2 separate regions of the Homo sapiens genome follow, and region 2 is linked to region 1. The links are chromatin loops, found by intact Hi-C in ENCODE. Cell type or tissue: pancreas. All regions are shown on one strand. Links, peaks and the distances in the headings refer to the core of each region. The heading gives the core; the rest is flanking DNA.

What was found. Hi-C counts contacts between places; a loop is a spot of excess contacts. Peaks named below come from ENCODE experiments on the same cell type or tissue, not always from the same donor. Only the 100,000 strongest peaks of a DNase experiment are listed, where the experiment ranks them.
Region 2: a loop joins it to region 1, with 2.2 times the contacts of the local background. A loop is called at or near these places in 109 of 110 quality-filtered maps.

Annotation. Positions count from the first base shown.
Region 1 is chr12:57,617,808-57,623,554 of GRCh38, forward strand. It overlaps B4GALNT1 (beta-1,4-N-acetyl-galactosaminyltransferase 1), which reads right to left. Exons shown (of 11, transcript NM_001478.5): 11 at 5,602-5,747. LOC101927583 (a long non-coding RNA gene) reads right to left here and starts at 4,096. Exons shown (of 4, transcript NR_120450.1): 1 at 2,834-4,096; 2 at 1,824-2,680; 3 at 933-1,030; 4 at 598-823. It also overlaps the pseudogene SLC26A10P. RefSeq lists enhancers at 1,951-2,517, 2,655-3,474. In pancreas, for the core only: a CTCF peak has its summit at 4,114 (motif pointing left); DNase peaks (open chromatin) are centred at 3,234, 3,494 and 4,044; H3K4me3 peaks cover 459 bases; H3K27me3 peaks cover 1,189 bases.
Region 2 is chr12:57,573,435-57,581,088 of GRCh38, forward strand. It overlaps KIF5A (kinesin family member 5A), which reads left to right. Exons shown (of 29, transcript NM_004984.4): 16 at 1,650-1,838; 17 at 2,206-2,323; 18 at 2,653-2,717; 19 at 2,835-2,944; 20 at 3,327-3,428; 21 at 4,279-4,339; 22 at 4,575-4,646; 23 at 4,804-4,908; 24 at 7,522-7,654. Among named protein-coding and RNA genes, the nearest start is that of PIP4K2C, 14 kb to the right of the region's middle. In pancreas, for the core only: no CTCF peak of the experiment used is centred there; no DNase peak of the experiment used is centred there.

The DNA.
Region 1 (5,747 bases), core at 3,147-5,646:
GGAGAGGATCCTGGGGGCTGAGACCTTTTCCTGGCTCTGGGTCTCCTTATCTTTGCTCTCTGCGAGGTCATAAGCCATGTTCATAGTGAGCAGAAGGGGATTCTTCTTCAAGCCATGGACCCAAGAGCGGACAGCCCAAGGGGATCTTCACCCCTCCCAACTTCTGGGAGAGCCGCTGGAACAGAGCGAGCCAAACATTCACACAGCCATGTCCAGATGCCCTGTCCTGGGTCCTTAATGCATCTCCGAGTCCACTGTATCCATTCGTCCCTTGGGCTCAGTCACGTGCACTTGGGCTTCCTCAACAGACAATAGACTGCTGGGGTGGGAGGGTGAGGAGGAGACCTGGAGCCTCCCTGTGGGCCCGAGGTCCCTTTAGCCGATAATAGGGAGGGATTCCTAAGGGGGGTACAGGATGTAGCGCCCAGATAAGACTTCTGCGGAACAATAGGAGGAACTGAAGAAGGGAGACCCACCCTCACTGCACCCCACCCCCCGGGCTTTGGGGTCGTGGACTGGGGGACCAGAGGATCATGGGGAGGGGTGCCGAAGATTCTTGTGAATGGGGGTGGAGGATCATGGCAAACAGCAGGATTCTGGAGTTAGAACCTTTATATTTCTTTAGGAACCATAGGGACACATGAGCGGGGTGGCTGACCCCTTTGAACTTAGTTTGACCACATATGTGCTTTTGAATGCCTACTTTGTGAACAGCATTTGTTTTTTGTTTGTTTGTTTTTTGTTCTTTTTGAGATGGAGTCTTGCTCTGTCGCCCAGGCTTGAATGCAGTGGCTCCATCTCGGCTTACTGCAACCTCCACCTCCTGGGTTCAAGCGATTATCCTGCTTCAGCCTCCTGAGTAGCTGGAATTACAGGCACCTGCCACCATAACCAGCTAATTTTTGTATATTTTAGTAAAGACAGGGTTTCACCATGTTGGTCAGGCTGGTCTCAAACTCCTGACCTCAGGTGATCCACCTGCCTCGGCCTCAAAGTGCTGGGATTACAGGCGTAAGCCATTTCACCTGGCCTGTGAAAAGCATTTGAATGTGATAAATGGTGCTTCAGTTTTTTTGGTTCCTAAGAAAAAAATATCCTGTGGGTTCAGTATTTCCCCTGAGGCCCTGAACTAGGCCCAGCCACTCCTCACAGAGGTGTGGGTGCTGGTTCTGTCATTATCCCTCTCCAATACATGTGGCTGCATTCCATGTCAGTAGGACATGAAACTGCTTTTTGGAACCAGCTGTGCCCCATGAAGATGTGGGTCTGGGTGAGGTTCAGGATGGGCGCTGAACTTTTTTGCTCTGGCTGGGAGAATGTAGTGGCTCAGGGAAGGACCAGTGACCCAAGAGGAACCAGCCTCTCTCTCCGCCCAAGGTGCCGATGGGGAAAGGAACCGGGAGTTAAGTGAAAAGTCTAAGGAAGGGTAAATAGCGGGTGTTGAGTGTCGGGGTGCGCTTGCCTTTCGGATTCTCTCTCTCTAATATCTACACATTTCCACAGCCACCCCAGAGCCAGCGATCAGATCCGGCCAAGGATGTCTGCAGAAACGCCTAACATAGAGACTCTCCCTCTCCAAGCCGCGGCTCTCGCCAGACCCGAGAAGGTCCTCAAGCGAGGGTGACCTCAGGGCCGGATTGGACCCTGCTTCGTGGGAGGCGGGACTCAGGGCTTAGCGGGCGGAGGAGTATTTAAGACCGGGCGGAGTTGGAGGTGGCCAAGGGCAGAATGAGCGGGATTCAGGGCACCAGGACCTACCCAGGCGCGGGGGACACCTCTGACCTTAAGTACCCCTTGGCGACCAGGCTCAGGGAAGCTCTCACCGAGGCTCGGTTCCATCAGCTCTTCAGGGGCGAAGAGCAGGAACCGGAGCTACCTGAAGAGCGCGGCTTTCCCCGGCTCTTCGGGCTGTGGAGGCTGCGGGCTCGCGCTTGTTCCGGGACAGGGGCGTGGCGCCTGCTGCTGGCTCGGCTGCCCGCGCTGCACTGGCTGCCCCATTACCGCTGGCGGGCCTGGCTGCTCGGAGATGCGGTGGCCGGAGTGACCGTGGGCATCGTGCACGTGCCCCAGGGTGAGAGGCCCTAACAGCAGCCTGTCGGGAGCACAAGCTCTAGAGGGCTTCCGGGAGGAGGCTTAGGGAGCTGGGAATCCGGGAGCAGATGGTGGGTTCCTACCGTCGAGGGTGGGAGAGAGGGATCTGAGGCCAAGTTTGAGGTAAGGACTGTGGAGCTCCATCAGATCCCCATCCCCACCTCCCCTCATCTGCGCAATCCTGCGAGAAGCCTTAGACAGGTTCTGGCTCAGAGAACCGGAGAGAGGCACAACGCCTGGCCCCCAGGACTTGGCCACAGCGTCCCTGACCTTGTCTGCTCCATGACCTCTCACTGAGGCCCATTAACCCCTCAGTTCCCTGATGAGGCTTGATTTAGCATCCTTGATGTCAGCTCCTAAGAGTCTGGGAAGTGCATTTAAGTCCTGGAGGTTGGACAAGGCCCCCTCCCCACAGCACACCTTTCCATCCACTTCTATCCCAGGCATGGCTTTTGCTCTCCTGGCCTCCGTGCCCCCGGTGTTTGGACTCTACACTTCTTTCTTCCCCGTCCTCATCTACAGCTTGCTAGGTACTGGGAGACACCTGTCCACAGGTGAGTGACCAGGGACTTCCAATGACTCTTCTTCCCTATGGGATGAAAATGGACAGGGGCTGTTATTTCCCTTCTTCCTAATTTCCCTCTTCACCTCTCCTACCTTCACCTCCCTCCTTGCCCAACCCTGCCAGGAAACTGACCTAGGCAATGCTTGCTAGAGTGGGTGCAAAGAGGTGGGAGTTTACCTGAACTTTTTTCCCCTATGAAATTTGGTTAAAATGAACATCTCAGGGACTTGGAAGGGGAAGAATAGGTGCATGGTCCCCCAAAGGGGCACGCAGTAGGCAGAGAATCTGCAGGAGGGAGCAGTTTTTGCCGGCTAGCGCAGCTCTTCGCGCCCCACAGTCTTGACGGGGCAGCAGCCTTCTTGGAGAGCCGAGTCTGGCAGCAGGATCTCGGACCCAAGGCATGGACCCTGAGCTGCTGCCCTGCCCAGGGCTGCACAGCTGGTGATGTCTGCATTTGTCCCCCGGCGGCAGGAACTTTCGCCATACTCAGCCTCATGACAGGCTCGGCCGTCGAGCGGCTGGTGCCGGAACCCCTCGTGGGGAATCTGAGCGGAATCGAGAAGGAGCAGCTGGACGCTCAACGGGTTGGGGTAGCCGCGGCCGTGGCCTTCGGGAGCGGGGCGTTGATGGTGAGGGAGGACCCGGGGAGGAACCCGGGGGGATCCCTGCTGAGGGGCCAGGGAAATTGGGCCGGGGAAGAGGGAGGGACCAGCTTTCGGCTTGGGTTCGGGAGGGCGGAGGTGCGCGGGGTTGGTTTGCTCCTCCTCTAGATGGTGACAGCGCGTCTTCTCCCCCACAGCTGGGGATGTTCGTGCTGCAGCTCGGCGTCTTGTCCACCTTTTTGTCCGAGCCTGTGGTCAAGGCGCTGACCAGCGGGGCCGCGCTGCACGTGCTCTTGTCCCAGCTGCCGAGCCTCTTGGGGTTGTCCCTCCCGCGCCAGATCGGCTGCTTCTCTCTCTTCAAGGTGGGGGTGGAAGAAGAAAGGAGAAGGGGCTTCTAGAGGTCCCGTGAATAGGGAAACTCGAAAAGGGAGGAAGGACGGAGGGTGGAGGGGTAGTATGTGACAAGGGAGCAGGAAAGGAGGTTGGAGCCACGTGGCTGAACGAGGGCGCTGAGGAGGTGTAAGCCCTGGTGGCACTGGGTAGAGAGGGCCTCGCTCTGGGGGTCCCGCGCCGGGGCGCATGAGCCCTGGCACGGGGCCCTCTGCTCATCGCCCCTGCCCTCAGACGCTGGCCTCCTTGCTGACTGCGCTGCCTCGGAGCAGTCCGGCCGAACTGACCATCTCCGCGCTCAGCCTGGCGCTGCTCGTGCCGGTCAAGGAATTGAACGTGAGATTCCGAGACCGGCTACCCACGCCGATCCCGGGGGAAGTCGTCTTGGTGAGGATGGCCGTGCGCGCCGGCCCCCTGCCCGCGCAGACCCTGCGGTCCTGTGGGAACTGGCCGCTGCCGCCCCCTGGTGGAGTGCAGAGAGGCCACGGAACAGAGGGCCGGCTCACACTTTCCTTGGCCTCCTGCAGAAGGACGCTTTGACCTTCCACAGCCCCCCTCGACACTGTCCCACGTCTCTCACGGAGCACCCCCTAGACCTCTTGGAGTTTCCTCTGCCATCCTACAGCGCTCCCTTGAGGTCTTGCTGGTCACAGCACCTTCTCTGACATCTGTCCTCACCAGGGTCCTTCCCTGTAATTCACAGTGCATCTCCCTCTCCACCCTCCACCGACATTTCTCTCTCTCCCCAACTAAATAAACGTTCCGCGTCTCCACAGATGCCAGTATATCACTAGATATCGTCCAGCTTCCCTCTTTGGAAGGCTCAGTGGCATCTCTTCATATCCACCATCCTTCACAGAAGCGTCCTCTTACTTCCACGGCTCCAGGCTCTGTGGCCTCAGGCATATGTCATCCCTCTTTCCCAGCTCTACACTACAAATCAGTTGTCAGGCCCTCATCCCAAACACATCCCCGCTCCCCCAGGTGCTGGGCTCCTGCAGCCAGCTAGGCCTGCATTATGGTCCTCTCTCATGGTCAGCCCCTTCTAGCTTCTGCCAGGGACCCCATCTCTTCCCATGCCTTCATTTTGCTCTCTTTTTCAGGTGCTTCTGGCCTCCGTGCTCTGCTTCACCTCTTCTGTGGACACAAGATACCAAGTCCAGATAGTGGGGCTGTTGCCTGGAGGGTAAGAGAATGAAAAGATGCCAGCTTTCTCTTCTCCCACCTCTCCCACCCAACACTCCCTCTTATCTCCACCCCCCATTTTCTCTGCCTTCCTTATCTCACTGAAGCACCTAACCCCTCCTCACCATGGATCCCTCCCTCTCCAGATTTCCCCAACCCCTCCTCCCCAACCTGGCTGAGCTGCCCAGGATTCTGGCTGACTCGCTGCCCATTGCACTGGTTAGTTTTGCGGTGTCTGCCTCCCTGGCCTCCATCCATGCAGACAAGTATAGCTACACTATTGACTCCAACCAGGTGGGACTCTGACTGTGGACCCCAACCCTCTCATTTGACTTCCCACCATGCCTTTGTCTCTCCCACTTCATCTCACTGTATCCCTCCAGGAGTTCCTGGCACATGGTGCCTCCAACCTCATCTCCTCCCTCTTCTCTTGCTTTCCCAACTCGGCTACGCTGGCCACCACCAATCTACTGGTGGATGCTGGTGGGAAAACACAGGTAAGAGGGCATCCTTGGATGAGGAGAAAGGATGGGCCATCCAGGCAAGGTGGCGGTGGTGGAGAAACAGGTGGAAGATGGCTAGAATCCCAGGTGGCACCTATATAGAGAAGACTGGGGATCTGTGAGAAAGGGTGACTGAGGGGATGGAATTATAGATAGGAGAGATGGAAGATAACAATGTTCCAGTAAGACCTTTGTAGGCTCTAAGCGCTGAAAAAGTTTATGGTGCCCCAGGTGTGGTTCAAAATAAAAACACAAAACTATAAAATAAACTTAAGAGATAAAATTCTTATTTTTTTCACACAATGACATTGTCTTTTAAAAGGAATATCACATATCAAAGTCTCCCCCTAATATTTTTGGTTTCCCTTACTTTGCTGGTGCCCTAAACACATATACCCTGCTTATAGGGTA
Region 2 (7,654 bases), core at 31-2,530, 47 kb before region 1:
GTGGGAGAATCACCTGAGTATGGGAGGTTGAGGCTGCAGTGAGACATGATTGAGCTACTGCAATCCAGCCTGGGTGACAGAGCCAGACCTTGTCTTAAAAAAAAAAAAAAAGAGGCTGTACATGGTGGCTCACGCCTGTAATCCCAGCACTTTGGGAGGACGAGGCGGGTGGATCACCTGAGGTCAGGAGTTCGAGACCAGCCTGTTCAACATGGAGAAACTCCGTGTCTACTAAAAATATAAAATTAGCCGGGTGTGGTGGCTCATGCCTGTAATCCCAGCTACTCACGTGGCTGAGGCAGGGGAATCGCTTGAACCTGGAGGCGGAGGTTGCAGTGAGCCGAGATTGCACCATTGCACTCCAGCCTGGGCAACAAGAGTGAAACTCCGTCTCAAAAAAAAAAAAAAAAAAATTTGGGAGGCCGAGGCGAGGTCAGGAGATTGAGACCATCCTGGCTAACACAGTGAAACCCTGTCTCTACTAAAAAAATACAAAAAATTAGCCAGGCATGGTGGCGGGCGCCTGTAGTCCCAGCTACTCAGGAGGCTGAGGCAGGAGAATGGCGTGAACCTGGGAGGCGGAGCTTGCAGTGAGCAGAGATGCGGCACTGCACTCCAGCCTGGGTGACAGAGGGAGACTCTGTCTCAAAAAAAAAAAAAAAAAGCAGCAGCAACAGAGCAGTGCTTGCAGTAGGAGTTAGAGGTGGGGCATAGGCACAGAGTTCAGAATGAAATATGCAAATCTGTGGATGTGAGAATAATCTGGGTGATCAAGGAGATCAAAAGAAAATCATGTTGCTTTATAAGATTTATTTGTAAGTGGGGGACTGTCAGAATTGGATTTTTTTTTTTTTTTGAGATGGAGTCTTGCTCTGTTGCCCAGGCTGGAGTGCAGTGGTGTGATCTCAGCTCACTGCAACCTCCGCCTCCCAGGTTCAAGCAATTCTTCTGCTTCAGCCTCCCGAGTAGCTGGGACTACAGGCACACACCACCTCTCCTGGCTAATTTTTTATGTTTTTAGTAGAGAGAGGGTTTCACCATATTGGCCAGGCTGGTCTCGAACTCCTGACCTCGTAGTCCACCCACCTCGGCCTCCCAAAGTGTTGGGATTACAGGCGTGAGCCACCGAGCCCGGCCCAGAATTGGATTTTTTTTTTTTTTTTTTGAGATGGAGTCTCACTCTGTCGCCCAGGCTGGAGTCCAGTGGTGTGATCTCGGTTCACTGCAACCTCCGCCTCCTGGGTTCAAGCAATTTCCTGCCTCAGCCTCTTGAGTAGCTGGGATTACAGGCATGTGCCATGATGCTTGGCTAATTTTGTATTTTTAGTAGAGACAGGGTTTCACCACCATGTTGGTCAGGCTGGTCTCGAACTCCTGACCTCAGGTGATCCACCCACCTTGACCTCCCAAAGTGCTGAGATTACAAGGCATGAGCTACTGCGCCCAGCCAGAATTGGATTTTTAAATGCAGGCGGAGGAATTTAATGTGAAATGCCGCTGATAGAGAGCTGCTAAAGGTCGTTTGGAAAATACCCATCCCATTTGAGTCCCTGCGTATGTGGGTGTGTATGGGTAGGTAGAAGGTGGGAGGGAACAGATAAAGCTTCCCAGCAGCCAAGAAGCATCTCTTCCTCCTTTAATCACCTTAGCCAGTGGAGATCAGTGGGGCCATCGAGGAGGAGTTCACTGTGGCCCGACTCTACATCAGCAAAATCAAATCAGAAGTCAAGTCTGTGGTCAAGCGGTGCCGGCAGCTGGAGAACCTCCAGGTGGAGTGTCACCGCAAGATGGAAGTGACCGGGCGGGAGCTCTCATCCTGCCAGCTCCTCATCTCTCAGGTGAGTGCCTAAGTTTGAGAACCTTCAGATGCCATGGGAGAAAGAAGGCTACTCTGGGGTTATGGCTAAAACTCCTAACACCCACCTTTATGTCAAAGTTCTGGGGTCAAGTGAAATCAAGGACAGAAAAGCTGGGGTGGCAGGGGTGCAGATCAGGGCCAAAAAAGTAAAGGCTCAGGGCGGGTACTGCCCCCTGAGCCATGGGAGCTAAAGGAAGAGCCCCATAGGAATGGCCCCCAACCCTGCACCCTCATGGGAAGTGTAGCAGGAGGGAGGGCTGGGAGGAGAGCTGGAGTTGGAGATCTGTGTGGCCTGGGTTTGTGTCCTTTGCTCCATCTTCTTCCTCTCACCAACTTTCTCCCACCAGCATGAGGCCAAGATCCGCTCGCTTACGGAATACATGCAGAGCGTGGAGCTAAAGAAGCGGCACCTGGAAGAGTCCTATGACTCCTTGAGCGATGAGCTGGCCAAGCTCCAGGCCCAGGGTGAGGCCTTCTTATACCTCCATCCCACTGTCCAGGGCAGAAAAGTCAGAAACATCAAAATAAATCACCCCAATAATCACTCACTCAAAGCATTAGCTTGAAATCATGGATGCCAACTCATATGTTAGCCAAGGTTTTGCATGTAGCTCATTTTACATTAACCATACACCCTTGTTCTCTGTTCCTGCTATATCAAATTGGACAGTCCTAACACAGAAGAACATCCCTGTGGGTCCATTCCCAGCCCTGCCTGGAGTTCTGGTCACAACGTGAAGTTCTTTCCGAAAGAGGTAGGTTTGATGTCAGCTGTCTTCCCCTCTTTCCCTTAGAAACTGTGCATGAAGTGGCCCTGAAGGACAAGGAGCCTGACACTCAGGATGCAGATGAAGTGAAGGTGAGTAAGGAAGGTGTCAGGGACAATTGGGGCCTGGTGTGGTGAAAGCTGTGCTGGCCCTCACAGAGCTTGTTGCTGGGAGTCTGGCCTTTGAGCTTGGGGTGGGGTTGTTTGCAGAAGGCTCTGGAGCTGCAGATGGAGAGTCACCGGGAGGCCCATCACCGGCAGCTGGCCCGGCTCCGGGACGAGATCAACGAGAAGCAGAAGACCATTGATGAGCTCAAAGAGTAAGGGTTCCCAAGGGCGACTCCAGCCCCTCCCGGGTCCTGTCACCTTGCTGTATTGACTCACATGTCCCCTCTGGGTCTGATTCTTTAACATCCATGTGTCATTCCCTCAACAATGCCACAACTTCGTAGCCCCACCTCAGGAGACACATGGAATAACGACTAGTCCCTATCCTTGAGGGTCCCAGGATTAGAGAGGTCAGGGTTCCTGGCTCTGTCATGGAAACAGTGGCCTGAGTCTGCCTCTGGTATCTGAAGGTGGACACATCAATTCTAACTGGACTCACTCGTTCAAAAAGGAAGAAGTTTGAAGAGCTGGCCTTCCCTTCCCCCTCATTAACATCTTTCTCCCCCATCTCCATTACCTTCTGATGCTCTGTAGCCTAAATCAGAAGCTCCAGTTAGAGCTAGAGAAGCTTCAGGCTGACTACGAGAAGCTGAAGAGCGAAGAACACGAGAAGAGCACCAAGCTGCAGGAGCTGACGTGAGTGGCATGGATTTACCTGTAAAACTACAGCCTTGTAGGCTCAGAACTGTGAACTCAGACACGCTTGCAGAGGCAGGACACACATGCAGACATGATAGGGTGACTCATGGGAAAAATATGATGGGGTAGGGACGGGACCAAAAGGACACTCTCAGCAAAGACTGCCGTTGAGTATTCACCAGTATGGAAGGAGGTTTACGTGTTCTATTCAGTGTAAAAACAGGTTACAAAACCATATGCATGGTATGATCCCATAAAAATGTATACATGGATATGTAGGCATAGAAAAAAGTCTAGAAAGGTGGACACCAGAAGGTTAATGTTGGTTTGATCTGTAAATAGTAGAATCATAGGCTTTTTATAAAAACTCACCTTATGTCTCTCTTTAAAATTCTTTTCTAATTTTTGCACAGTAAACATGAGTAACTTGTGTAATAAATAATAATAGGCTGGGTGCGATGGCTTACACCTATAATCTCAGCACTTTGGGAGGCCAAAGCAGGTGGACTGCTTGAGCTCAGTAGTTCGAGACCAGCCTGGGCAACATGGCAAAACCCTGTCTCTACTAAAAATACAAAAATTAGCTGGGCATGGTGGCATACGTCTGTGGTCCCAGATGCTTGGGAGGCTGAGGTGGGAAGGATCCCTTGAGCCCAGGAGGTTGAGGCTGCAGTGAGCCCTGATTGTGCCACTGTACTCTATCTAGCCTAGGTAACAGAATGAGACCCTGTTTCACAAAATAACAATAATAGTAATACTTAAATGGAGATAAAAGTAATAGAGGAAGAGGCAGGAGGAAGGAGAGTCCTGAGGGATCTTTCCATTTCCCTTATTTCTCTTGCTACAGATTTCTGTACGAGCGACATGAGCAGTCCAAGCAGGACCTCAAGGGTCTGGAGGAGACAGTTGTGAGTGGTTCCCTTCTGTGCCAAATTCACAGGACTGGGGAGTGGGGAGGCTTCATTTCTTCCTAACCCTATTCCTCCTGCCCTTTTGCAGCCATTCTGTAGCGTAATCAAGACACATTTTTTCCTAAAGGATAAGTGACTCACTTGATTATAGAGACTGGAGGTACCTATAATTCTGGAGGAATAGGACAGACCTGGTATCTGGCTATTCCCAATTTTTCATCATTCTTTCCAGGCCCGGGAACTCCAGACCCTCCACAACCTTCGCAAGCTGTTCGTTCAAGACGTCACGACTCGAGTCAAGAAAGTGAGTGCTGTCCTTGGGGTTTTGTCAGCCCCCACATCCTCCTCCTATCCTTAGGTTTCTCCTGCCCCTGTTGCCCCTATGGGGCTGGCTTGGCCTGGTCTTGGTGGGACCTGTTTGGCCTCAGGACAGCCACGTCTTTCCTTCTATCTGTTCTCAGAGTGCAGAAATGGAGCCCGAAGACAGTGGGGGGATTCACTCCCAAAAGCAGAAGATTTCCTTTCTTGAGAACAACCTGGAACAGCTTACAAAGGTTCACAAACAGGTAAGAGTCTGCTGAAGGAGTGAAGAGAATTTTTGAGGCCGGGTAGCTAGCATACCAAATCCTCAGAGGCCCCTTGGATTCAGGAAAATCTAGTTGCATGTTTTCCTTACTGTTCGCTTTTACTTTCCCTACTAATCCCTTCTTTATACCATATTTGGTCCACTTGTACCTTGTTCTTTGTTTCATGCCTGTATTCCCTTCTCAAAGTTTCTAACCCACCTCTGCTCAAAGTGGAATTCCCCAGGCCTACCTTGGAGGGAGAGGTTGAAACTAACAGAGGCATGGGCTGTAACTATACAGGAGGGAGACTGGTCAGACGTTACCCAGAGATGGAAGGCAGGGAGATGAGAAGAAGCAAGGGAGTTGGGCTTCTTTCGTGGAGAGAACTCCATCTGTCTAGGTCTGTGGCAGGCATGCAGGGACATTAAATGATGTCCCTGGCTAGGCACAGTGGTGCATGCCTGTAGTCCCAGCGCTTCAGGAAGCCGAGGCGGGCGGATCACTTGAGCACAGGAGTTCAAGACCAGCCTAAGCAACATGGCGAAACCCCATCTCTACAAAAAATACAAAAATTAGCCGGATGTGGTGGCACACACCCATAGTCCCAGCTACTTGGGAGGCTGAGGTAGGGCAATTGCTTGAGCGCAGGAAGTAGAGGCTGCAGTGAGCTGTGATCATGCCACTGCACTCCAGCCTAGGTGACAGAGTGAGACCCTGTTTCAATTAAAAAAAAATGATGTCCCTAAGATGGCCCAACCAGCCCCTGGTTGGGGCCCCAGTCAAAACTCCTGTGTATTAAGTTGCTGCCTCTCTGTCCCCCTCCTTGCTGTTGCGGTTCTTTAGGTGGATGACTGGGTTTCAAAGGTATGGGCTGGGGATGCAGAAGGGCAGTCCAAAGGAGTCAGGACAGGAAATGTTTGGTGCATGCTGGGTAGGGGCACTCTCACTAGCACTAAATATCTGAGCCTTGAAGACAGGCTCGGCAGGCTGTCAACTGGTCCTTTTAACTAATTCATAAAATAAACCCTAACCTATACTTCATTCCTTTCCTTTCAAATCTACCTTAAGATTCCATTTAAACTTACATTCTCACTAGCCTAGCACTTAAACTTCTTTTCCTCCCAGTATAATGCCCAGCTTATATAGTAAATATTCAGTACTTTTTTTTTTCTTAATGAATCCTAAACCTGTGCCCAGTGATAATGTACAGAGTTTATTTATCTTATTTAGGCCTGCAGAGGGCTTTGCTACGATTTTATTTCCTTTATTATGAAACTGAGTAACAAAATTATAGAAAAGTTGAAAGGCAGATAGGAAACATTTGAAATCAATTCTGCCATTCGATTTTCATTCCCGCATTCACTTTCCCTCTCTGTCCAAATCCATATTATGTTGCTTAGAACACACACACACATGTGTGTGCTACTCTGGGCCTCTCTGCCTATGGGAAAGCCCTGCTCTATGGAGCAAGCCCCAGAAAAATTTCCATGAAAAAACACAACCACACACTGTTTCCTTTATCGTCACTGAAGCCTCTGCCTCTGTTCAAAGTCCCAAAAAAACAAAAATGACTCACCTATAGGATAAATAGAGGACTCACTACAATTTCCTACCTCAGCAGACACAAGAGTAAAAAGGAAAAGGAGATAAAAACTTCTCAGTTAAGAGAATCTTAACAGCCAGGACTATAGCCCTATATCAATTAAGCTAAAGTATTGTCACAGCAAAACATTGCTTATACTCCATAAATTGTCCAAATGGAAACTGCATGGAAGGGTTTCTAGCTTGTCCCCTTGAGCCCCCAGTGTTCCCCGCTATGCTGATTTACCCGCTGTCTTCCAAGGCCCTGCTCCTTTTGCAACCTATAGTGCCCCCAGTCATTGTGTGGAACCTGTAAAAAGATCAGGAAGTCTTTTCGGGCTGCAGGGTGGTTGCTCCCATGCTCTAGCTTAATTTCACTGGGGGAGGGATAACCCAGGAAGTCCTTGAATGTGAAGGTAATGAGTGCAAATGTTTGTGAGACCTCAAACATTTTCTTTCCTTCCTACGGGGCGGGCTCTGCCTGTCTATATGTGTATGTCAGGGGCTCCTGAATTCCAGCTTCTGCTCCTGCTCTGCACTGCACCTGCCATGCACAGATTCTCCTCAATGCCACAGCCACCAAACTGCTACTGTGCCCTTGCTGCCCCACCCTTTGCATGCCCACAAAGCCCTCTCTGGGGAAGCGGGTCCCTCATCCCCATGGCCGCCCTGGGGCTATTGATCTGGCACATGCTGGGAGATGTGGGGGAAACCAGATGGAGACAGGACAAGGCGCTCTCACAAGAGTTCTGGGCTGCAGTGGAGATGGCAGGTTTTACTGCCTAGAAAATTATATAACTTTTAAATGCCTGACCACCCACCCTTCGCTCTGGGAGAAGGAATGAGCTGGACAGAACAGTCCATTACATAAAGGCAATGAGGCCTTTTGAGGAAATGACATGGTCTCCATCTTCTCTGACTCCTGATTTTTCTTTATTCTCTCTCCTCACCCCTGTCCCCTACGCTCCTCTGGGTGACCGTCTTGGGTCACTTGCCTTCCTTTCCACTTCTTCCCTTTGGCTTGCCCCATAGCTGGTACGTGACAATGCAGATCTGCGTTGTGAGCTTCCTAAATTGGAAAAACGACTTAGGGCTACGGCTGAGAGAGTTAAGGCCCTGGAGGGTGCACTGAAGGAGGCCAAGGAGGGCGCCATGAAGGACAAGC